2 separate regions of the Mus musculus genome follow, and region 2 is linked to region 1. Evidence: chromatin loops called from intact Hi-C (ENCODE). Cell type or tissue: heart. All regions are shown on one strand. Each heading gives the region's core, and the rest is flanking DNA. Links, peaks and the distances in the headings are about the cores only.

Region 1 (12,292 bases), core at 2,366-10,365:
ATAAGTAAAGGTTCCTTTTGCTTTTATTTATGTATTTTTTTAGACTTTCATATGTGAATATGGTATTTAAACCATTTCTATCCCTCTCTCTCCCCAACATCTCCTCCTTTATCTGCCTTGCTTCTGTGTCTTAAATTCCTGGTCTCTTATTCTTTAACTATTATATTTGAAATACACACACACACACTACATGTGTGTCAATTTGCACATACATTTCTATTTATATGAATTTATAAATATAACACATTGAGTATCTTTAGTGTTGCTTATAGATACAGATACAGATATAGATAGATGTAGGATAGATGTAGATATAGTGTGTGTGTGCGTGTGTGTGTGTGTGTGTGTTTGTGTGTCTTTAGAAATGACCACTTGGGATTAGGTAATCTATTGCAGAGAAGTTTGTCTCCAGAGAGGATGTAGTCTCCCTCCATCAGCAGCCATTAATTTCTTGTAGCTCTTCATTTAATGGTGTGGTCTTGTGAGATTTCCCTCTTCTATGTTTGAATGCTAGCTAGGATTATTATTTTTTTCAGGTCTTAGCAAATGCAATGTCAACACATTAGTAAGACACATATTATCAAGCTGGCTTAGGTAATAATAAATAACATTGTATGAACTTTGGTGACTCCAAGAAACAGATGATAAAACAAATCGTTTATCACAATTGATAGAACTTTTGAAGTGTTATAGGAAAGATGAAAAGGAAAAAGAACAGATCTATCTATCTATCTATCTATCTATCTATTAATCACATGAATTAAAAACAAAAACCTAAAGGATTGACAACTGGTCGACCTCATATTTATGTATTTATGTATTTATTTATTTATGTATTTATGTATTTATGTATGTATGTATGTATGTATGTATGTATTTATTTATTTATTTATTTATTTATTTATTTATTTATTTATTTTCGTTTTTCGAGACAGGGTTTCTCTATAGACCAGGCTGGCCTCGAACTCAGAAGTCCGCCTGCCTCTGCCTCTGCCTCTGGAGTGCTGGAATTACAGCTACCACTGCCCGGCGACCTATTATTATAAGTATTTATATAGAACAATTAAGAACAAAGTAGCATTTCTTGCTTTGTTGCTGATTTCTAAAAACATATAATAGTTTTAGCTTTATCATTTACTTCAAACATTAATTTGTTAATTTACTTACTCCTTATGCAAATACATTTAGAGTATGTACTGAGTGCATAATATACAGATCTGCTCACAATGCTGGCAAATTGAACAAGAAAACAGGAAAATTTAAAACTTACTGCAGCTTGTAAGTTAGTATTCCAATAGAATTAACTTAGGTTAAGTTAGAAAAAATGGTTATGATCATGTAACAGTGAACTATGACCATGAATTAGGTACCCAAAGACTGAATTGTTATAATGTTACTTCAGTGAAATTTGCATCTAGAAATAATATGTTATAGCAAGAGGACAAATATTTCATCTATGTACACAATGGTTCCTATGGTTTGCCATCATATTTCAGGTGGGGCAGGTAAGTTTGCGTTCATAAATCGTCTCAGCATTTTCCATAGAAAACATTTCAGGAAAGCTTGTGTAGGAATATTAGAATTTGATTTTTAACTCCTAATAATACGATATAATTTGTAAATTAATCACCTTCCCTTTGTCTATAAAGTTCACCTTAACACTGGAGTGACAAGAAAACCACCTGAGGGACAGTGGTCAGCACTACGCGTGAGAAGGCACAGGAGCATTTCCTCGCACAGTTTTGCATGCAGTAACACTCTGATGTTGCTTTCTCAGTTGTGGGCAGGATGTGTACTAGTAAATGGCCACAAGGAACATGATCATTTGAGTGTAAGCCTTTACAGTGTTTTCCACAGATAAACATTTTAAAAACTGATGAAAGAGGAAGGAAATTGGGTAACAGTTTGCTCTTTAAAAGCCATCAGCTTTGAATAGTTATTATCCCCAAGAAGAGGAAATTGCATCTGTGTAGCTGAAACTGAACTAATTCTGTTTACTTCCTGCTTCTGGCCTTTCTGAAGCAGAGAGGAGAAAATCTTTTCAGTGCCCTTCTCGGATGTCCACAAGCTAGAATTGTGTTTAAGTTTCAAAACAACAGCAACAACACCAAAAACCACTGGCCACACAACTAATTAAATCTGCATAGATACCATATACTTGGAGACTATAGCTTACAAAAAAGCCTATAGGCATACAAAGAATCAGGTGTATGCGGAAGCATATATGCATGAAGAGATAAGCCCAACTTTGAAAAACTCTGATAAATACTGCAGAAGAAATGCTCATCATCTATGATGAGTCTAAAGTACAAAGTATATTCACTCCTCCCACAGTTGAGCTACACAAACACATATTATCCTTAATAATGATTCAAAATGCAGGCTATTATATCTATTTTAAGTTGGCGAATCTGAATTCCAAAATGTCCTCAATGTCTCTTGCTTCAGAGAATACAAATAGTATTAATCAGAGAGTCAGAGACATGGTTTAGACCTCTCAAATTCCAAAAGCAGTGATTTTCACACATAGATAAACTACTTGCTTCAGTTTGGACAGAATTTCATCGCGATTAGCCTGTACAGTCTCAACCTTTGTGAGCAGTCCTTCATTGAGAGAAGAAAAATGTTAAAGAGTATATTTTTTATGTTGCTATTCCCTTTCTTCTGGTAGTCTTTGTTTTTATTTTTTTTAGCTACAATGATTCATGAATATAGAACATTTTGATTGGAGTACAAAAGGTCATTGATCTTTTTCTAATATCCTATCAGTACTGATATCAAAGAGAATGTGAGTCCATGACACTGAAGCCTACTGGGCAAGTGTCCTGGTTTGTATTCACCACGTATCTGGCTCTCTTCAAACTCGTTAGAAAGTCCATGTCAGAAAGATGCTATTGGTTCCATATGTGTGGAATTTATATTATCAATTCTTCTTCATGATGTGTAATTTAAATTGTTATACTGTGGTCAAAGAAGAAGTAAGCCTTAAGTTTTAGTTTATGTGAAACTACAAATTAAATGGGCTATTGGAAAGAGGAAGGCAACTTCCTTCCACAAAGACATTACTGATTTGCTTGTATCTGCTAATTGTAAACTACAATCCATGCTGTGTGTCATTTTGAAATTTTCTAGTATGGTTGCTTATAAAGTTAGAGTTTGTTGCTCTTAGTATTGTATACTAATTCTATGATCTATTAAAACATATTTGATACCTTCAACAATTATGAAAGATCTTCAATAAACATATAGTGCCTTTTTAAAAAATAGAAAACAATGTTGGCACACAGGAGATCACTTTGTTTGATATTGGGCCAGCCCCTCTGCACTTATTTAAATACACTTTGGAAAAATTGTATTTAACTTCATATGAGTGCAAAACACAGTGATTTCAAGTCAGAGTACTGTGTTGTTCAACACAGGCACTACATAAATCTGCTCAACAACATAAGCACGGTGCCTCAGAGCACTCTCGCGAATTAAATCGCCTGTTTCCTGGAGAGAGGAAAGTAAAGAACAAAATTAATAGTACAGCAACTGTATCTCAATGGGGAACTACCCTCCAGCCTGAGCCATTGCAGCAGAGAAGTTAAGGATGCTGATTTTAGTGAGTGTGTTTGCAGAAATGCCTGTGAACTCTCCAGAGTGGGGGAGAGCTGATTTTCTAGCATGTTTCTAATTAGCCTACGTAAGAGAAATGTAAGTCATGTAAAAAGCTAATTAAGTGGAATTGATGTGCACAATCTTTGTCTTCATTTTGAGCACAGCCAAAGAAAGCTCTGAGCCATGGACTCCGGCTCCCAGAAGCATGCTTCCATGGGCTGGATGCTGATAAGCAGGATTGATTTCATGCTCTGGTGGTTTGGCAAACCCAGCCATCCATAGCAAGTCTGTCTTGAGAGACACATCCTTTGGATAGACTGTCAGGTGTGTTAAAATGTGTGAAAAATTTGATAGGAGCCCCATTTTATTATCTGTCTAATTATAACCCCACAAGGCTTCAGCGCTTGGCTGATTCAGAAGTGAGCTCAGGTACCATTTTGCCCACAGTGCAGAAGTTGAGTGTAGGGAGTTGAGAACCATTGGCTTACTTGTTAAGTGTGTGTGAACTGGGCAGCTCTTCTCACCGTGTTTTTATTTACTTTATCTTAGCCCTATGAAAAATATTTGAGTGTACATATTCTATAGGACTCATCTACCAAAAAACTTGAAAATATCCCAAATATGATGACACTCATATTAATAATTAGCCAATTTAAGTGTAAGAAAATTTGAAAAGGAGCAGGAAGATGAATTAGGGAAGGCTAAAATCTGTATGGTTTTATGTCTTTCCTTTTGTGTATATGCCAGAGGAAAACCCAAAGAGAAGGTTCAAGGAAAATGGGAATCATTGTCAGAAAACATTTAAAGCAATAATAGTGACTACTGAGCTCTTTCTATACATTGGCAATTATGCTGACTACCTAGTGCCTTCTATACAGGGAAGCCTCCTCCAGCAACAGATGGGAACAAATAAAGAGACCCACAGCCAGAAGCCATGCACAGGGTGAGAGACTTTGAAATGCTGAGCCCTACAGGATGTTTCCCTCAAATCCCTCCTCTCAGGATTTAAAGAACTGGGCAGAAGAGGTGGAGTAAAGAACAAAAGAGCCTATGAGCATAGGACAATTTAAAGAGACCAAAAAGCAAAATGCTCTTTACCAGTGGTTCTCAACCTTCCTATTGCTGAGACCCTTTAATGCAGTTCCTCATGTCATGGTGACGCCCCAGCCATAAATTATTTTGTTGCTACTTCATAACTGTAATTTTGCTACTGTTATGAGTCTTAATATAAAATATGATATGCAGGATATCTGGTATAGGACCCCTACAAAACGTTTATCACCCACAGGTTGAGAACCACCACTCTGAATCAACATGAGTTCTCAATGGACTAACAGAGCCTGAAGCAGCATGCACAGATCCTGCACAGTCATGTAATGATTCTAACATAAACACAGCTCACAAGTGATTAAGAATGTGCTTGTACTCTGTTCCTCAGTTAGACATGAAGCTATGTCTCTAGCTCTAGAACCAAAATAACCAGAGCATTGACAAATAAACTAAGACCAAAAAGGACCTAATAAGAAGCCAAAATATTACTGAGACACCTAGAATAGACTATGTTACTGCAGAAGAAAGATGGCTATTTCATTCTCCATAAAGAATGTGTGGAAGGTATCACTTATGTTTGTCTTTACTAGAAACTATCTTAAATAGTCTTGCAGCCTGAAAGACTGACATGTCATATTCTGGCAACAAAGCTGTATGAGCTGATGGTTGAAGCCCAACCTGGATGGGCCTTAAAGTTTCCTAAGGCTCACATAGGTCATGGAGAAAAAAATAGCATTTTTTTTTCTCCACACTGGCACCTCTGTCTCTCAGTTTTAACTTGAGTAAACATTCTAGTTTCATAAAACTAGAAATAAACCATGAGATTAGAGCAAAGAGCTTTGGGGGTAGGGGAATGAGGAGGGCATTGGAATCCATTGCTTTGAAAGTGGAATGAGGCATATTAGGAGAGAATAAGCAAAGCAGTTGTGGAGTGGACAGGGAAAGAATCTACCAAAATGAAATGTGGATCAAAATCTACAGAAATCTGATACTTTTTATAATGACAGCCCCAAAGCTTGGGATACCCAAGATAAAACTCACAGGCCAAATGAGGCTCAAGAAGAAGAAAGAATGAAGTGTGGATGCTTCAGTTTTTCTTAGAAGGGGGAACAAAATACTCATGGGAGGAGATACAGAGACAAAATATGGAGCAGAGACTGAAGGAAAGACCATCCAGAGACTGCCCCACCTGGGGATCCATCCATATACAGTTACCAAACCCAGACTTTATTGTGGATGCCAACAAGTGCTTCCTGACAGGAGCCTGACAGAGCTGTCTCCTGAGAAGCTCTGCCAGTGCCAGACAAATACAGAGGTGGATGCTCACAGCCAACCATTGGACTGAGCACAGGGTCCCCAGTGGAGGAGCTAGAGAAAGGACCCAAGGAGCCTAAGGGTTTTACAGCCCTATAAGAGGAACAACAATATGTAACAGCCAGTACCCCCCAGAGCTCCTAGGGATTAAACAACCAACCAAAGAGTATACATGGAGGGACCTATGGCTCTAGCCACATATGTAGCACAGAATGGCCTTGTTGGACATCAATGGGAGGAGAGGCCCTTGGTCCTATAAAGGCTGGATGTCCCAGTGTAGGGGAAGAGCAAGACAGGGATGCAGGAGTGGGTGGGGTGGTGAGCAGGGGGAACAGGGGTGGGATAGGGGTTTTTGGAAGGAAAACCAGGAAAGAGGATAACATTTGAAATGTAAATAAAATATCTATAAAAATTCAAAGAATTTTTGAATTTTAAAAAATGAGAAAGCTGAGCTCCACAGGCAGGTGTAGCCAGGCACCAAATCTGTAGGATGTTTATTGAAGCAGCCATAGGTCCCTCATCTTAACATTCTCCTTCACCATGAGGCCCAGCAAGGAGCCACATTCACAGGCTTGGACTGATCCGTTTCCCTACGTCATCTCTTCAGGACCTGGCTTTGTAGGGAAGAGAATTTGTGTGCATTACTAGTGAATCTACCCAGTCCCTAAGTCCTCCCGTAGTTTCCATGCATGCCCAAACCCAGATGGGCACTGCACCAGTGTGCCCCTTTGGACAAGAAATTTTATATCACCTCTAGGTCCTTCCCACAATACATCAGTTACCACTGAATTAGAATCACTGCTAATGATGCTCCATCTTCCTCTTCTGATTTGAAATCACACAGGTTTGCACAGTAGTAAAACAGACCCAAACTGTATGTGCCCTGACATTGAAGACATTCCTATACTGTTTGTATTTCTTTTCTGATTTAGTTTAATCAGAACACCCCTCCTCATTCTCTTCTAATGTAATGTCTGTTAATATCAAGAAACACTATTCCATGACTGACATATGGGAGACTCTGATGTCTAGATTTAAGACATAGCATGCTCTGAAAGAAAACTCTTTTACACCTACTATTGCTGGATGAAAAATAGTCTTTTCCACTCACCCCCCCCCCCAAATCTGGTTTTAGCCAAACAAATTTAGCCGAAGCACAAATTCAGCTTCTATGTTAATTACATCTGCTCACCAGAAGGATGAGCCTCGCATACAGGTCATGTGCTTACACTGTGTCCTGCTGTCCTTCCTGGTGTTTGGTCCCTGCTCTCTGCTCAGAGGTCACTTCACTGTTATGATGCTGCACACTTTCCCACAGTCCACAAGTCAACCCAGGCAGTGGAAATAAAGCAGAGGGCCTGGGAACCACCCCTACTGGGGCCACATAAGCTAGCCAGAGTCGGATCTGTGTTATGTGAGAGAAAGAACATTCTACTCTAGGACATAAAATACCAGCTCTTTGCTATCCTTCCACAAGGTCATAGACTGTTAAGCTGCAAACAGAACAGCATCAACAGGAACAAATATAACCACTAATGTAACCCATAATTAATCCCTTTATTTAGTGCAGTAGCTACTAAAGGATCTATTAGCAAAATTGAGAAAAAAAAAAAGATTGTCCTTCCTGTGAAGTTCATATCCTCTCTCAGGCTGCATAAAACTCCTACAACCTGGCTTTAGGAGCTTAGCTTGCCCCTGCTTTTTCAACCAGCTTGGAATCCCCTCCCACTCACCTTTATTTCTGAATTGGAAAGAATTTACAACCTGTCAGCTATATTAAAATACTTTTTAGTATAGACCAAAAGTTTAAAGACTTGTTTAACAGAATTGAATCTAAAAAAAAATAATAATAATCCTGTTCTTTAAAATAACTTAGCAAAACCTTCAATTGAAGCAAAGGAAATGATTATATTAGCACAAGCACTTGAAATATTTAAAGAGATAGGCTGTATATGGTTTAAATTAAAAATTCGGCAATATTATAAGACATTAGTCCCTTTCCAGCATTTTCTTTTGGTTTTAGTGGTGCAAGTTCCATCATGATGCTGACTCCTCTAAATGTACTGGATTGGCTATCCTGTGACCTGGCTTTAGCATCACACACTTCATCATTCCTGTTCACAGGACAAAAGGAGAAGCTCACCGTTCTTAAAGTGCTAGCATGGCCAGCCTGTCTCCTAATTGATACAATTACAGTATATCTTCATCCAAGTGTAAAACAGCAAGCGGCTTAGGTATGGATTACCGATTTCTATGAATATAGGATCAAGTTGAGTGCTTTGGACAAGCCTCCTGGCAGAAATAAGAGTGAGGTTAGTGCATGGGGTAATATACATGGGTGGGTAAAGGCAGAATGGTTGTCTCTTCACAATACTTTAAATATTTTCATAATTCTTCAAGAATTTCCTAAAATGCGTTTGGATAATTGGCATTCTTCATCTCACATTTTTTCCAGATCTACCCACGTGTGTTATCTATCCAACTTGTATGTATGCATGCATGTATATATGTAGGTAGGTAGTCACCTGTATGTGTGAGTGCATTCACGTGTGTGTGTGTGTGTGTGTGTGTGTGTGTGTGCTCTTTGTTCTTTCTTTCATCACCGATCAAGGCCAATATGTGCTTTAAATTACCTGGGATTATTTGGGGTCTGCCACTGGACTATAATTGACTGATGTGATATGAAAGAAGGAAGCTCCTGCTTTTTGCCTGCTTGCCCTCACTCTGAACGGCAAGTTAACCCTTTCACTGGTATTAGAGCCTTCTACTTTAGGATTCCAAATAGCAAATACAGAAGACCATCAGAGACATTCAGCCTCACAGGCTGAACAACTACTGGATTCTTGGGTTGTGGATGGGTTTCTAGCCATTTTTGGACTATATGGACCACAGTAAGCCACTCTAATAAATACAATATATAAATAAAATACATAAAATTATATATAATATTGCCTATACAATACATAAATCCACTACATAGTTATTTATATATTATATATTATATGTTTATATGTCATATGTAATAATTGTCTTAATTACATAAATAAAACATATAAATACATATATACCTATAATATATGTGAATATATATATTACTTTGGCTTATTGAGAGATTAAAATTAAAGTATAATTACATCACATCTTTCTTTCCTCTTTCTTCAATCCCCCATGTCACTTGCCTCCAACTCCTCTCAATTATTACTATACATGCATACACACAAACACAAACATGTACACACCCATATACACATGCATATTTATTTGACTAGTGCAGGAGCAGTTGGTTAAAATGGAGTTTAGCAATGTAAACTTTTAAATGTAATTCTTTTAATGGACATCTAGACTCTTACAGAAATAATAAATGCACCCAAAATGCATGCCATTAAATGACCCTCATCTGATGATATCTATGTGTTTGAGAAATCTGACTTTTATTTCCACATATGCTACTTTTTAATTTAGTCAATGATATTAAGATCACTTTATCTTGTGTGTTAAAGGGGATTATTATTTGAGTCATTCATTTATTATCATGGGAGTGTGGGCTTTATGTCTAATTTATAATATATCTTACATTTTATTAAGATGTATTATATTTTATTAAGGCCCTAAAGATGAAGACTGCATGTTCTATGTTCTCTCTCATATGTGGATTCTAGCTTTGATTTCTTTTAAATTTACTTATGTGTTTAACCTGAAGTACATGTGAAAGCCAGAAAACTAAAAATAGGCCACTAGAAGGGAAAGGAAGGATAATGAAATGCAGGTAAATGAGAGAAGAAAGGCTGAGTACCAAAGACAGAAAAGCTCAAGCTTAAAAGAAGGGTGAGGAAAGGGAAACTGGGAAGTTGTCAAGAGGCTCAAACAAAATAAAGACTAATTAGAAGCTGCATGAAAACTTGTGAGCTTACAACCCAAGGAGAAGATAAAGAGGAGAAGACCCTGGGATGTGGGTAAATGAAACTACAGGGGAGTATACTCAGAATAAAGTGGAATAGGGTAACAGGAAGAAGAGAAACTAGGAAAGGGCTAGACAAAACTAAGAATAAATGAAGAAGAATGGTGTATCTGTGTGTGTGTGTGTGTGTGTGTGTGTGTGTGTGTGTGTGTGTGTGTGTGTGTTTTGTGTGTGTATATGGGGGAGTACACACATTCATCTATACTAAAGGGAATTTGAAAAGAAATAGCTTGCATGAATGAGCAATGTTTCTGTATATATTACAATCCAGCAGTTATCCCCCATCCTGGTCCTACCTTCCACAGTTCCTCATCCCATTCTTCCTCCTCCTGGTTGATCTCAAAAAGTAACTAAAAACAAAAGTAATAAAATAAAAAGAAGACACCAGGTTACCAAGGAGATGGTCATGGGGCACTGGGAAAAATTGCACAAAGGTAGTGGTAGACTGGTAGAAGTGTTTGATTAACATTCATTTTATAAATATATGAAACTGTCAAAGAAGACAAATATTATTGAATTAAAGACTGTAAATAACCAATACTTAAAATGAAGCTAAGATCTCTTTTTAAATTTTTGATTTCATTACATGGGAAACTATAATTTTATTCTGAAAATGAACTGTGAAACTTTCCAGTACTTTTTTCTGAAATTACAATGTAAATTTGGTAATGTTATATAACTTACCAATCAGAGCAGAGCTGCTGACACCCTGTTCAGAATCAGCATAGAAATCTACTCCAAACATAGAGTCTTTCCTTCTAATTGACCTCCCAGTTTCAAATTTTTCTGTGGAAATTGTTGCTCCAAAAGAGCTGAAAGCATTGTCCTTCTTGAGCTCAGAAGCATATTTTAGTTTGAGATAATATAATGTTCAAAATAAAACATCTCCTCTAGAGGGAGAAATGTATGAATGGAAGAAAGAAAAACACTGTAACTATTGGCTTGCAAGGATCAGATTTAAGACATATTCTCATATCTCTGAACTACCAAGGAGATTTTTACATCTATATTCTTTTTTTATTGGATATTTTATTCATTTACATTTCAAATGTTACTCGCTTTCCTGGTTTCCCCTCTGAAAATCCCATATCCTAGCCTCCCCCCTACAGCTTCTATGAGGTGCTCACATACCCACTCCTGCATCCCTGCCCTGGCATTCCCCTACACTGGGGCATCCAGCCTTCATAGGATCAAGGGCCTCTCCTCCCAGTGATGTCCAACAAGGCCATCCTCTGCTACATACGCAGCTGGAGCCATGGGTCCCTCCATGTGTACTCTTTGGTTGGTGGTTTAGTTCCTGGGAGCTCTGGGGGAGTGGGGTCTGATTGTTTGATATTGTTGTTATTCCTATAAATTGCAAACCCCTTCAGCTCCTCAGTCCTTTCTCTAACTCTTTCATTGGAGAGACCATGCTCAGTGCAATGGTTGGCTGCAAGCATCTGCCTTTGTGTTTACTAAGCTCTGAAAGCCTCTCAGGAGAAGCTGTATCAGGCTCCTGTCAGCAAGCATTTCTTGGCATCTGCAATAGTGTCTGGGTTTGGTGTCTGTATATGGGATGGAACCCCAGATGGGGCAGTCTCTGAATGGCCTTTCCTTCAGTCTCTGCTCCAGATTTGTCTGTATATTTCCTCCCATGAGTATTTTATTGCACCTTCTAAGAAAGACTGAAGCATCCACACTTTGGTCTTCCTTCTTCTTGAGCTTCATGTAGTCTGTGAATTGTATCTTGTGTATTCCGAGCGTTTAGGATAATATCCACTTATCAGTGAGTACATACCATGTGTGTCCTTTTGTGACTGAATTACCTCACTCAGGATGTTATTTTCTAGTTCCATCCATTTGCATAAGAATTTCATGAATTCTATTTTTAATATCTGAGTATCCATTGTGTAAATGTACCACATTTTCTGTATCCATTCCTCTGTTGAAGGACATCTGGGTTCTTTTCAGATAGACTAATTTTTAATTCCCACCAATATTCAAGCAATTAGTTCAGTAAATGAATTTGTGTGGTATTTGGTGGATAAAAATAAATAGGTTTAATATTTTCTTAATAGATTTATTCAAACTGTCTCAGATATCTTGGTAAGGTTCCAACCTATGTCCCCCTACTCTCTAGCTATCACATTTGTAGGCACTATCCAGACATGGTTAATAGGTCTTTTTGTATTTCTCTTAAGTTCCGACTTCTAGGAAGCTTCTTAAAAAACTTTTTAAATTCCTCAGGAGTCTTGTATGTCTTTCCCTCATTAACGAGTATTATCTGCAAACTACCTTAAATGCGTGCTCTATGTTCAACATGTATCATGCTGCTATCACTTAGAAAATAAAAATACTTAATAACATTATGATATAGGGCTTTCTTGTTTA
Region 2 (12,292 bases), core at 1,964-9,963, 320 kb before region 1:
AGGTCTCTTAATAGATTTCCAAAGGGTTTTAACCATTGATTACAGAATGCTATCACTGATACTGAAGTGGGCAAAGCATGATTCTTTAGGGACTAATGCTAGTTCAAGATAAGGTAATCAGGCTCTACCAGCAACATTCCAACCCTTCTATATCAGTGCTATTTTAATTAGTCAATCAGTCTTTGCACATACAGCTTCCTTCCAGAAATTCTCAGTCCCAGAATCTATGCTAAGGGAGGAAAAAAAAAAAAAAAAAAAAAAAAAAAACTTCAATAAAATCTGAATCACATCAACAGTGAGCATGGTATGATGACTACCCCTACAGGTGAGGTGCAGTAGTGGCATGCATGCCTGGGCAGTAACCAACAGCTGTCTAATTGGAGTCAAGACCCACTCAACAAAAGGCAACCAATTTTAGCACTGGAAATCTTGCTAACGACTTAGTGCTAAATCTTCACCAGTATGACTGTCAAAAAGTGAGCTGAACAAGAGAACGCCAACACATATGAAAAAGCAGACAAAAAAAATGCCCCCAGGGCCTCAACCCTATACAAAGAACTAAAAGCAATTGAGGAAAACTAAGGGCAGGAATATGCTATTTTCCTGGGAGGAACACTCTGATTGGTTGTCTATATCGTGCTTAAATATCCATGAAAACATACTGACAAGTAACATTGTGTTGACCAAGACCTAGATTTTCTTGCCTAAAGTTCAGTGTCTTTCTTATGGAACCTACATGAAGAGTTATATTCATCAAGATGCTAACTATCGATATCCCAATTAACTTTTAGTTAATTGAGTGAATTAGCTTCCATTGTTTTGCGCTAATTTTTAGGAAATATAAGAGACCAAAATTTACACATTTGTCAACAAGAGCACACATAGATTTAACCATTCATATAAAACTAATGTCCATAAAGAATGCTTTACATTATGTTGTATTGAAATTTATGCTGATTGATACATTCTATTTAAACACCACTGGACTATATTTATCTTCACTATATTTATCTTCCTATATTTACCTAAGGGGAGAAAAGTACTGAAAAAGAAATACCTCTAAAGTATTCCAATCCAGTACCTAGGAGAGAAGAAGTGAAGCCTGATGGAGAAATGGAAACGAAGTTGACAACTAAAACTTAAAGGGAAAATAAAATTTAAAAAGAGCAAAAGAGGAGGAAAAAGCAGGCTGCTCAGTGATTGTAACACAGAGTATAATTGCCGTTGGTCTCAGGACAGCAGCTACTTCAGCTACTCAGAGTCCATCTCTGGCCAATTGTATAAAGAAAGAACTGCTAGAAGGAAAGGTGTACAGCCCAGAGCTGCCATTTTCCTGATCTTTCCTACTCCATTCATTCATGTTAGGCTTCCTGGCTGTACACACTACATCTGGATGCAAATTATAGCTAACCTCTTGTAGGAAAATGGTCCAGAGACACTGTGGATAAATATTTATGTTTGTGGCAAGGATGAAAGGGAAGAAAAGGTGTGAGACTCATTGAGTCTCTCAGACCTTTGGGCATTTTCTTGGGTGGATGATGAAGACTACAACTAACAACACCAGGTAGCCACAGGTGGCTGATGATCACATTATTTTGAGCCCAACCCAAGACCAAGCTGATGAAATCGATTTACAGAAGAGATCTCATTAGTTACTTGACGATGATTCAAGAGGCGGGAATTTTTTTTTCTTCTTCTGTTTTTTATTTTTATTTTTTACAAGACTACACAAATTATCATTCGCATTAAAATATTTTCAAGTGGTTTGATTTTTCACGATTTTCCCAGCTGTTCTCTGAAGTCTTAAAAGCATATGCTTGACTAGCGTTCATTGACTTGAAAAGAACTGTAAGCTATAAAATACTTTTGTAAGGACAGATTGCATGAAATATGAGTTGTTATCTCTGATTTTTCAAGAAATATGTACAGATTTGCTTTAAGGAAAATCTGCATTAGTTACTGAAATTTGCACCTGTGAGATTTAGTCGTTTGTTAGCTCTGAACTTCTGCCTTTCTTGGAAACACAGCATAAAATATCTTGTAAGAATTCTAATTTGAGAAAATAATATTTTCCAATGAAAATATGTGGCTGATGTTTGATTTTAGGGAAAAAATGAAAAGTACAAATAAAGTCATAGTATAAAAAGGATAGTCTTTGTATGCATTTGAGTTGTTACCATTCCCCCCTCACAGACAGACTTAACCATAGCAACTTACTTACTACTGATACTTTTTTTGAATAAGTTTGATAGGCTTTGTTTTTTATTACCAATTTTTCTTTTCTGGCTTACACACAGTAGCTTTTGACTAACTTTGTGTTTTCAGTTTAAAAGGCAGAGTGTAGCAACAGTTAAAAATACAATTTGAGAATTAAGGAGAAAAAAAAGATTTCATAATAACCACCCACCATTTCCTGTATTCTTGATAATTGTACTTAAATCTGTTCTGTATTTTACTGTTATTTCCCACAGATACCAAAGAGTACAACATCACATTCGAGCATGCTACAGGCCCATTTTATTCCCTACACCACTGCTAGAGCCCCTCTTCATTTGATTGTTCAATAACTTTTATGGGCTCCCTTTGTTCTGTAGCAATTTCAAATCGTGTATAATATACTATTTTTAGATAGACTTTAAAACAGTGCCTGAGTATGAAATCCTTCATGAAGTTTGTTTATAAAATATGATTTTAGAGTGATCACACAGATTTGTGTCATCAGACATTGTATGTAGCCTATAACTAGTGAGTACAGTATAAGAAGATAAACAACATTGTCATCAAAAAGATGTGGACTGTCAGTTTGTAAATTAGGTCTTGAAACTTCCTATGTAGTTGAACATATAAAAAGAGAAGATGGTCATAGGTTTCACAGGTGACTTCCCTTTGTTGTCTTTTTCACTTGTTTTCAGTATGAAGATACTGTACATCATGCATGTGTGTGAGAGTGTGTGTGTGCAATAAATTTCCATGACCAAAAATTAGATTCTACTGTCATAGTACCTTTATATTTTACTTTTGTTTTTTCTCTGTTTGCTTTTGTTTGTCTTTCCCAGATATGGTTTCTCTGTGTAGCCCTCACTATCTTGAAACTCGCTCAGTAGACCAAGCTCAGAGATACCCCTGTCTATCTCCCAATTGCTGGAATTAAAGGCAATATCTTTTACTAATGGAGTCCATAACGATCCTAGAATTATTTAGTTCTCCAGAGAATATCAAAGCACTTTCAGTCAGCCCTACCGACACAGGTTCTACAAACTGTTTTCTTAAGCAATCAAAGTTTATCAAGTAATAGTATAATTTACATTAAATATAAGAGCATAGCAGTTTTACATTTTCATTAGCACACGTTTCTGTTTTCTCAGGACTTAGTTAACAGTGTGTCTTGTTGCTTCCAGTCAATAGATGTTGGTTCGCATTTTGCCTACTATTAAATGTTACCTAATCTATATTAATTCAGTTTCTATATTTTCATAACCACAATCACTGTCCCTTTGAGCTTAAACTCCTTTCTAAAGCAGAAAACAGAAAGAGAGAGACAGCCCAAAAGTTAAGAGCACTGGCTGCTCTTCTAGAGAACTTGAATTTGATTCCCAGAACTCTACAGTCCTTAACTCTAAAACCAGGACATCTGACACCATTTTCAGAACTCTGCAGGCCCTGCACATGCATAACGCCTGCCACAATCAGTATCTGGAGGAGAAAGTTCTCCAGACATTCAAAGCAATGCCTATTACATTTTAATTTATTTACAAATTTATTTAGACCATTATTACTATATTATCATCTATTAAACATGTCTTCAGCCAAACTGTTTTTCATTTTTTCTACACAATTATAATAAATTTTACTGAATTTTAATATTACCTCTTTGTCCTCTACAGTTTGAATAGTACATGAGAGAATTTTAATAATGATAGCAAAATATTTTAAAGTATAGATGAAACATTAAACTTTTGAAATATTTTGAAGAATTTTCTTGAAACACTGTAATTTAGAGAGAGTTATAAGATTATTAATAATTGTACTTCTTTAAGAATAAGTATATTTAGTAATAGAATTAAATTACTAATTATTCACATTAGGATATTTTGAACATTTTAAAAGTCATTGATGTTCATCAGGGAAATGCAAATCAAAACAACCCTAAGATTCTACCTCACACTAGTCAGAATGGCTAAGATCAAAAATTCAGGTGACAGCAGATGCTGGCGAGGATGTGGAGAAAGAGGAACACTCCTCCATTGTTGGTGAGATTTCAAACTTGTACAACCACTCTGGAAATCAGTCTGGCGGTTCCTCAGAAAATTGGACATAGTACTACCGGAGGATCTCGCAATACCTCTCCTGGGCATATATCCAGAAGATGTTCCACCTGGGAAGATGGACACAAGCCCCACTATGTTCATAGCAGCCTTATTTATAATAGCCAGAAGCTGGAAAGAACCCAGATGCCCCTCAACAGAGGAATAGATACAGAAAATGTGGTACATTTACACAATGGAGTACTACTCAGCTATTAAAAAGAACGAATTTATGAAATTCCTAGGCAAATGATTGGACCTGGAGGGCATCATCCTGAGTGAAGTAACACAATCACAAAAGAACTCAAATAATATGTTCTCACTGATAAGTGGATATTAGCCCAGAAACTTAGGATACTCAAGATATAAGATACAATTTGCAAAACACATGAAACTCAAGAAGAACGAAGACCAAAGTGTGGACACTTTGCCCCTTCTTAGAATTGGGAACAAAACACCCATGGAAGGAGTTACAAAGACAAAGTTTGGAGTTGAAACAAAAGGATGGACCATCTAGAGACTGCCATATCCAGGAATCCATCCCATAATTAGCCTCCAAACCCTGACACCATTGCATACACTAGCAAGATTTTGCTGAAAGGACCTGATATAGCTGTCTCTTGTGAGACTATGTCGGGACCTAGCAAACACAGAAGTGGATGCTCACAATCAGCTATTGAATGGACCACAGGGCCCCCAATGGAGGAGGTAGAGAAAGTACCCAAGGAGCTAAAGGGAACTGCAACCCTATAGGAGGAACAACATTATGAACTAACCAGTACCCCGGAGCTCTTGACTCTAGCTGCATATGTATCGTCGGCCATCACTGGAAAGAGAGGCCCATTGGTTATGCAAACTTTATATGCCCCAGTACAGGGGAATGCCAGCGCCAAAAAGTGGGAATGGGTGGGTGGGGGGGGGGAATATGGGGGACTTTTGGGATAGCATTGGAAATGTAAATGAGGAAAATACCTAATAAAAATATTTTTTAAAAAGTCATTGATGTTTTAAGCCTAAAAATCACCTCTAAGATCAAGACTAGTGAAATATTTTTTTTAAAAATATGTTCCATAAAAAATCTTCTATAAGTTTAATTCATGCTTTATACCATATGAAGGGAAAACATGAAAACAATTTGAAAATAAACCTCTAATCCTGAATCATGATGAACTTCACAAACAGAAAACAATTCTCAGTGGTCATACCAGCTCCAAACACAGGAGCGCACACATAGGAAGGGTTGCCCTTCAGGGTAGAGTATTCTTGATATGTTAGTGCATATACAACCTCAGACCAACTCGTCTAGTGAGGACTGGTGCTAATTAAAACCAGCAATAGTGGATGGCTTGCTGTGTGATGTCAAGAAAAGTCCAGTGGGGATCCAAAGTGTCATAAAGTGAAAGACAGAAGTCAAGAAACTCATTCCAGGTGTACAGGAATGTGATGCTAATGAAGATTAGGACTCTGGGGGTAAAATCTAAGGTCAAGAATTAAGTAGTTTGTTTCAGGAGAAACATGCATTGATATTCTGAAGAATAAAAAAAGAGAAGGAAACAAAGAATATTTCATGGTCTTTCTTGTCACCCCAGTGTCAAACCAATGGTTAAAGTATGGCTATATACACACTATCTTCTAAACATTTATCCCCTTACTTGATATCGTCCTCCAGGAAACCATCAGGGTGAAACCCTGTGGCCAGCTTCTCTTGCCTTGCTTCTCAGCATAAGCACCATGCAAACTCCAACCTCAGTGGGATCCCAGAATTCATCTTTAAACAGACAATGCATTCTTTGAAATTATCATTCTTAAAAATTACACTTCTAATTTTTCTTTATGTTATTTTATATGCCACTTAAGACCAGCCATGTCTCCCGTCACTTGCTCTGGTATCACTTTACCACATTCTCTAGTGTTCTGTAATGCAGAGGACATTCTTGCCTATCTTAAAACACAAGTACTGAAGTCAAAACATTTATCTTTTCCTGACATTCCAGAGCCGCTTTCTGATGATCCAGCTGTCACTCATCTTTAAACTCTTCTCCAGGAATCACAGGAGCAGATACCTGAATACATGATCCTTCTTAAATAATAAATTACAAATATGACCCTGATTGTGAGCACTGTTCATCTTTCATTTTCTCTTATATTTCAGCTCAATGTAATTCAAGAACATTGTTAAAATTCTCTTCATTTACATTATACCATGCATTAAAATTCTCCATACTATCATCTATAATTTGGCTATTGTTCTAGTGATTTTAACACTGGAACTTTACCATGGCTTTCAACAGCACTGTTTCAGTACAAACAACTCACATTTGCTTGTGGAATTTTAATTTTAAAATTCTCCTTAACATAGGCAGAATTCAAGTGCTTAAACTTTTGTAAATATATTATAGTTAATGGAAATTTTTAGTCTAAGTCATTTTCCCCAGTATAACGTCATTGTTTTTGCTACATTAAAGTACATTGGCTTCATATCCTGTTTACACACTGTGAAGGAATAGTATCTGTAACTCCCAGGGGAAAAAAGGCTCTACTCCTGGTCCAGAATGCAGTATGCCACTCTGCCTCTAGGTGGAGCTCTGATTTCTTTCTGTGCCACACAAACCTTTCTGTCATAGTTCCTTAAAACACCAAAGGAAGACAAATAACCTACATAAATGAAAAATAGAGATTGTAATCCACAAACCTATAAATGTGCTGCATTCCTATAGCTGAAACGTTGCCATATTAAAAATCCATTTAAATAAGACATATTTTTTTTCAGGAAGCCTGGTGATAAGAAAGAATATCTTAGTAATTTAATATCCTACTACTCCACACACAAATTTATCTTGAAAAACATGATGAATTTTAGAATATGAATATAAGTAAAGCATAAATCTTAAATTTAAGATTAACCATTATGTCAAATGTTGAGTTGTGCATGTCATTTATATAAATATTAAACTTGATGAATAACAATTTCAGTATCTATGATATACATATATATACACACATATCACTAATATTTCTGTTGTATGAAACAGGCACAGATTAAAAAGAAATATGTTTTCATCTGTTTTGACAACAAAATAAATCAATGTATTATGGCATTATTATTCTGTGAGTCATCAAAAATTACAACTGAGTTATTGAAAAAATCCTCAAATGAATGTCAAATGACTTTATTTGCCTTGTTTGATTTTTTTGCTGAAAACAATAAAACATACCTATCTAATCTATGAACCAATGACAACATATAAAGTTGGTACCTTTTAGCTCACTGCATCATTATTTGTCTATTTCACAATTATCTGTGGTGTGTTGATGCTTATTTTATCTCTAGCTCTTAAATATTGATACAGACTCAATAAAGTCTGACCACAGATTTTCATCTAATACATTCAATTAAAATAAGAGCTGAGAGTAGGTTCTATTAGTGTTATATACTAAGTACCTGAGTGTAAAAGTCAGAAAAATAAATAATTCTGAGAAACTTCTGAATCCAATAATAAGGGAGATAAATGGTACTAACTCCACAGCCAGTCCTACAGCACCCAGAGGAGGCTCCACTCCCAGGCACTCTAGCATGCCCAGGATCTTAGGATCAGGGGTGAGCAGGACACAACATCTGTTCTAAAACCACCAGGAATAACTGGGAACAGCAGGATCCAGGAGCACAGGAATCATGCCCAACCAGTGGCTCTGGTTCCTTCTGATCTGCCCTGATTTACCTTGGATGCTATCTCTGCAACCAGTCTCACAGCACCAGAGGAGACTCAAATCCCAGGAGCTCTAACACATCCTGGATCCCAGGAGCTTGGTCACACAAGAATCTGAACATTTCAGAGGCAGCTTAACTCTCAGGAAGTCTGAAACACCCAGAATCTTAGGAATCACAGGCTCACAGAGACAGCTAGACTCTGAGGAGTTCTGACACAACCAGGATTATAGGAAGGACAGGCTCCAGTCAGATATATCGAGGGCAGGTAGTACTAGAGATAATCAGGTAGTGGGAGGCAAGCATAAGAACATAAGCAACAGAAACCAAGGTTACTTGGCATCATCAGAACCCAATTATTTTTCCATAGCAAGTCCGGGATACCCCAACACACCACACCAGAAAAACAAGACTCAGACCTAAAATCCCTTCTCATGATGATAATAGAGGACTTTAAGAAGGACATGACTAACCCCCTTAAAGAAATACAGGAGAACACAGGTAAACAGGTAGAAACCTTTAAAGAGGAAACATAAAACTTCCTTAAAGCATTATAGGAAAACACAATCAAACAGGAGAAGGAAGTGAACAAAACCATCCAAGATCTAAAAATGGAAATAGAAACAGTAAAGAAAACATAAAGGGAGACAACCCTGAGGTTGGAAAATCTAGGAAGGAGATCAGGAACCATAGATGCAAGCATCACCAACAGAATACAAGAGCTAAAAGAGAAAATTTGAGAGGCAGAAGATGCCATAGAACACATTGACACAACAGCCAAAGAAAATGCAAAATACAAAAAAATCCTAACCCAAAACATCTAGGAAATCTAGGATACAATGAGAAGACCAAATCTAAGGATAATAGGTATAAAAGAGAGCAGAGATTCCCAACTTAAAGGGCCAGTAAATATCTTCAACAAGATTATAGAAGACTTCCCTACCTAAAGAAAGAGATGACCATCAACATACAAGAAACCTACAGAACTCCAAATAGACTGGACCTGAAAAGAAATTCTTCCTGTCACATGATAGTCAAAACACCAAACACACTAAACAAAGAAAGAGTATTAACAGCAGTAAGGGAAAAAGGCCAAGTAACATTTAAAGGCAGACCTATTAGAATTACACCAAACTTCTCACCAGAGACTATGAAAGCTAGAAGATCCTGGGCAGATGCCATACAGACCCTAAAAGAACATAAATGCCAGCCCAGACTACTCTACCCAGCAAAACTATCAATTACCATAGATGTAGAAAACAAGATATTCCATGACAAAACCACATTTACACAATATCTTTTCACAAATCTAGTTCTGCAAAGGATAATAGATGGAAAACACAAACACAAGGAGGAAAACTACACTCTAGAAAAAGCAAGAAAATAATCTTTCAAGAAACATTAAAGAAGATAGCCATACAAACATAATTCCACCACTAACAACAAAAATAAGAGGAAGTAACAATCACTTTTTTAAATATCTCTTGACATCAATGGACTTAATTTCCCAATAAAAATGGCAGACTATCAGACTGGATACATAAACAGGACCCAGCACTTTGCTGCATACAGGAAACCCACTTCAGTGACAAAGACACACACTACCTCAGAGTAAAAGTCTGGAAAACAATTTTCCAAGTACATGATCCCATGAAACAAGCTGGAGTAGACATTCAAATATCCAATAAAATCAACTTTCAACCAAAACTTATCAAAAAGGACAAGGAAGGATATTTCATATTGGTCAAAGGAAAAATCTACCAAGATGAACTCTCAATTTGTAACATCTATGCTCTAAATGTAAAAGCACCCACATTCATAAAACAAACAAACAAACAAACTTTACTGAAGCTCAAAGTATACTTCATACCACACACAACAATAGTGGGAGACTTCAACACCCCACTCTCAGCAATGGACAGATCATGGAAACAGAAACTACACAGAGACACAGTGGAACTAAAAGAAGTTATGAAACAAATGGATTTAACAGGTATCTATAGAACATTTCATCCAAAAACAAAAGAATATACCCTCTTCTCAGTACGTCATGGTATCTTCTCCACAACTGACCATATAATTGGTGACAAAACTGACCTCAACAGATATAAGAAGATAGAAATAATCCCAAGTACCTTATCAGATCACCACAGACTAAGGCTGATCTTCAATGACAAAAAATACAAAGCCCACATACATGTGGAAGCTGACAACACTCTACCCAATGTTAACTTGTTCAAGGAAGAAATAAAGAAAGAAATTAAAGGCTTTTTAGAGTATAATGAAAATGAAGCCACAACATATCCAAACATATGGGATACAATGAAAGCAGAAAAAAGGAAAACTCATTGCTCTAAGTGTACTCCAAAAAGAAAATAGTGAGAGCTTGCACTAGCAGCCTTGACCGCACACCTGAAAGCTCAAGAACAAAAAGAAGCAAATAGACCCAAGAGGAGTAAAGGGCAGGAAGTAGCCAAACTCAGGGCTGAAATCAACCAAATAGAAACAAACAAACAAATCTATACAGAGAATCAACAAAACCAGGATCTGGTTTTTTGAGAAAATCAACAAGATAGAACAACCCTTATCCAGAATAACCAGAGGCCAGAGACAGTATCCAAATCAATAAAATCAGATACAAAAGGGGAGACAAAACAACAGAAACCGTGGAAATTCAAAAATCATCAGATTCTACTACAAAAGTTTATACTCAACTAAATTAGAAAATCTGGATGAAATGGACAATTTTCTAGACACATACCAGGTGTCAAAATTAAAACAGGATCTAATAAACCATCTAAAAAGTTCCATAACCCCTAAAGAAACAGAAGCAGTCATTTATAGTCTCCCAACCAAAAAAAGCCCAGGTCCAGATGAGGTTTAGTGGAGAATTCTATCAGACTTTTAAGGAAGACCTAATTCCAATTCTCTTCAAACTATTGCACAAAATAGAAACAGAAGGAACACAACCGAATTTGTTCTATGACACCACAATTACACTTGGACCTAAACTACACAAAGACTAAACAAAGAAAGAGAACTTCAGACTAATCTCCCTTATGAACACTGATGCAAAATTACTCAATAAAATTCTTCCCAACGGAATCCAAGAACACATCAAATCGATCATACACCATAATCAAGTAGCCTTCATCCCAGGGATGCAGGGATGGTTTAATATATGGAAATCCATCAAGGTAACCCTATACATAAACAAACTCAAAGAAAAAAAAAACCCACATGATCACTTCATTAGATGCTGAAAAAGCATTTGACAAAATTCAGCACCCCTTGATGTTAAAAGTGTTGGAAAGATCGGGAATTCAAGGCCCATACCTAAACATAGTAAAAGCAATATATAGCAAACCAGTAATCAATGTCAAACTAAATGGAGAGAAACTTGAATCAATCCCACTAAAATCAGGGACTAGACAAGGCTGCCCACTCTCTCCCTATCTACTCAATGTAGTACTTGAAGTTCTCCCTCGAGCTTAGACAACAAAAGGAGGTCAAAGGGATACAAATTGAAAAGGAAGAAGTCAAAATATCACTATTTACAGATGATATGACAGTATACTTAAGTGGCCCCAAAAATTCCACCAGAGAACTCCTAAACCTGATAACTTCAGCAAAGTGGCTGACTATAAAATTAACTCAAATGAATCAGTGGCCTTCCTTTACTCAAAAGGTAAACAGGCTGAGAAAGAAATTAGGGAAATGACACTTTTCACAATAGTTACAAATAATATAAATATCTTGGTGTGACTCTAACCAAACAAGTAAAACATCTATATGACAAGAACGTCAACTCTCTGAAGAAAGAAACCAAAGAATACCTCAGAAGATGCAAAGATCTCCAATGATTGTGGATTGACAGGATTAATATAGTAAAAATGGCCATCTTGCTGAAAGCAATCTACACATTCAATGCAATCTCCATCAAAATTCCAACTCAATTCTTCAAAGAGTTAGAAAGAGCAATTCTCAAATTCATTTGTAATAACAACAACAACAGAAAAAAAAAATAGTGAAAACTATTCTCAACAACAAAAGAACTTCTGTGGGAATCACCATCCCTGACCTCAAGCTGTATTACAGAGCAATAGCTATAAAAACTGCATGGTATTGGTAGAGAGACAGGCAGGAAGATCAATGAAATAAAATTGAAGACCCAGAAATGAACCCACACACATATGGTCACTTTATATTTGACAAAGGAACTAAAACTATCCAGTGGGGGGGGAAAAAAAGACAGCATTTCAGTATGTAGAAAAATGCAAAT

What was found. Hi-C counts contacts between places; a loop is a spot of excess contacts. Peaks named below come from ENCODE experiments on the same cell type or tissue, not always from the same donor. Only the 100,000 strongest peaks of a DNase experiment are listed, where the experiment ranks them.
Region 2: a loop joins it to region 1, with 4 times the contacts of the local background. A loop is called at or near these places in 5 of 42 quality-filtered maps.

The regions. Positions count from the first base shown.
Region 1 is chr1:95,440,693-95,452,984 of GRCm38, reverse strand. No RefSeq gene overlaps it. Among named protein-coding and RNA genes, the nearest start is that of Fam174a, 130 kb to the right of the region's middle. In heart, for the core only: no CTCF peak of the experiment used is centred there; a DNase peak (open chromatin) is centred at 7,244.
Region 2 is chr1:95,757,020-95,769,311 of GRCm38, reverse strand. No RefSeq gene overlaps it. Among named protein-coding and RNA genes, the nearest start is that of 4930598F16Rik, 47 kb to the right of the region's middle. In heart, for the core only: no CTCF peak of the experiment used is centred there; no DNase peak of the experiment used is centred there.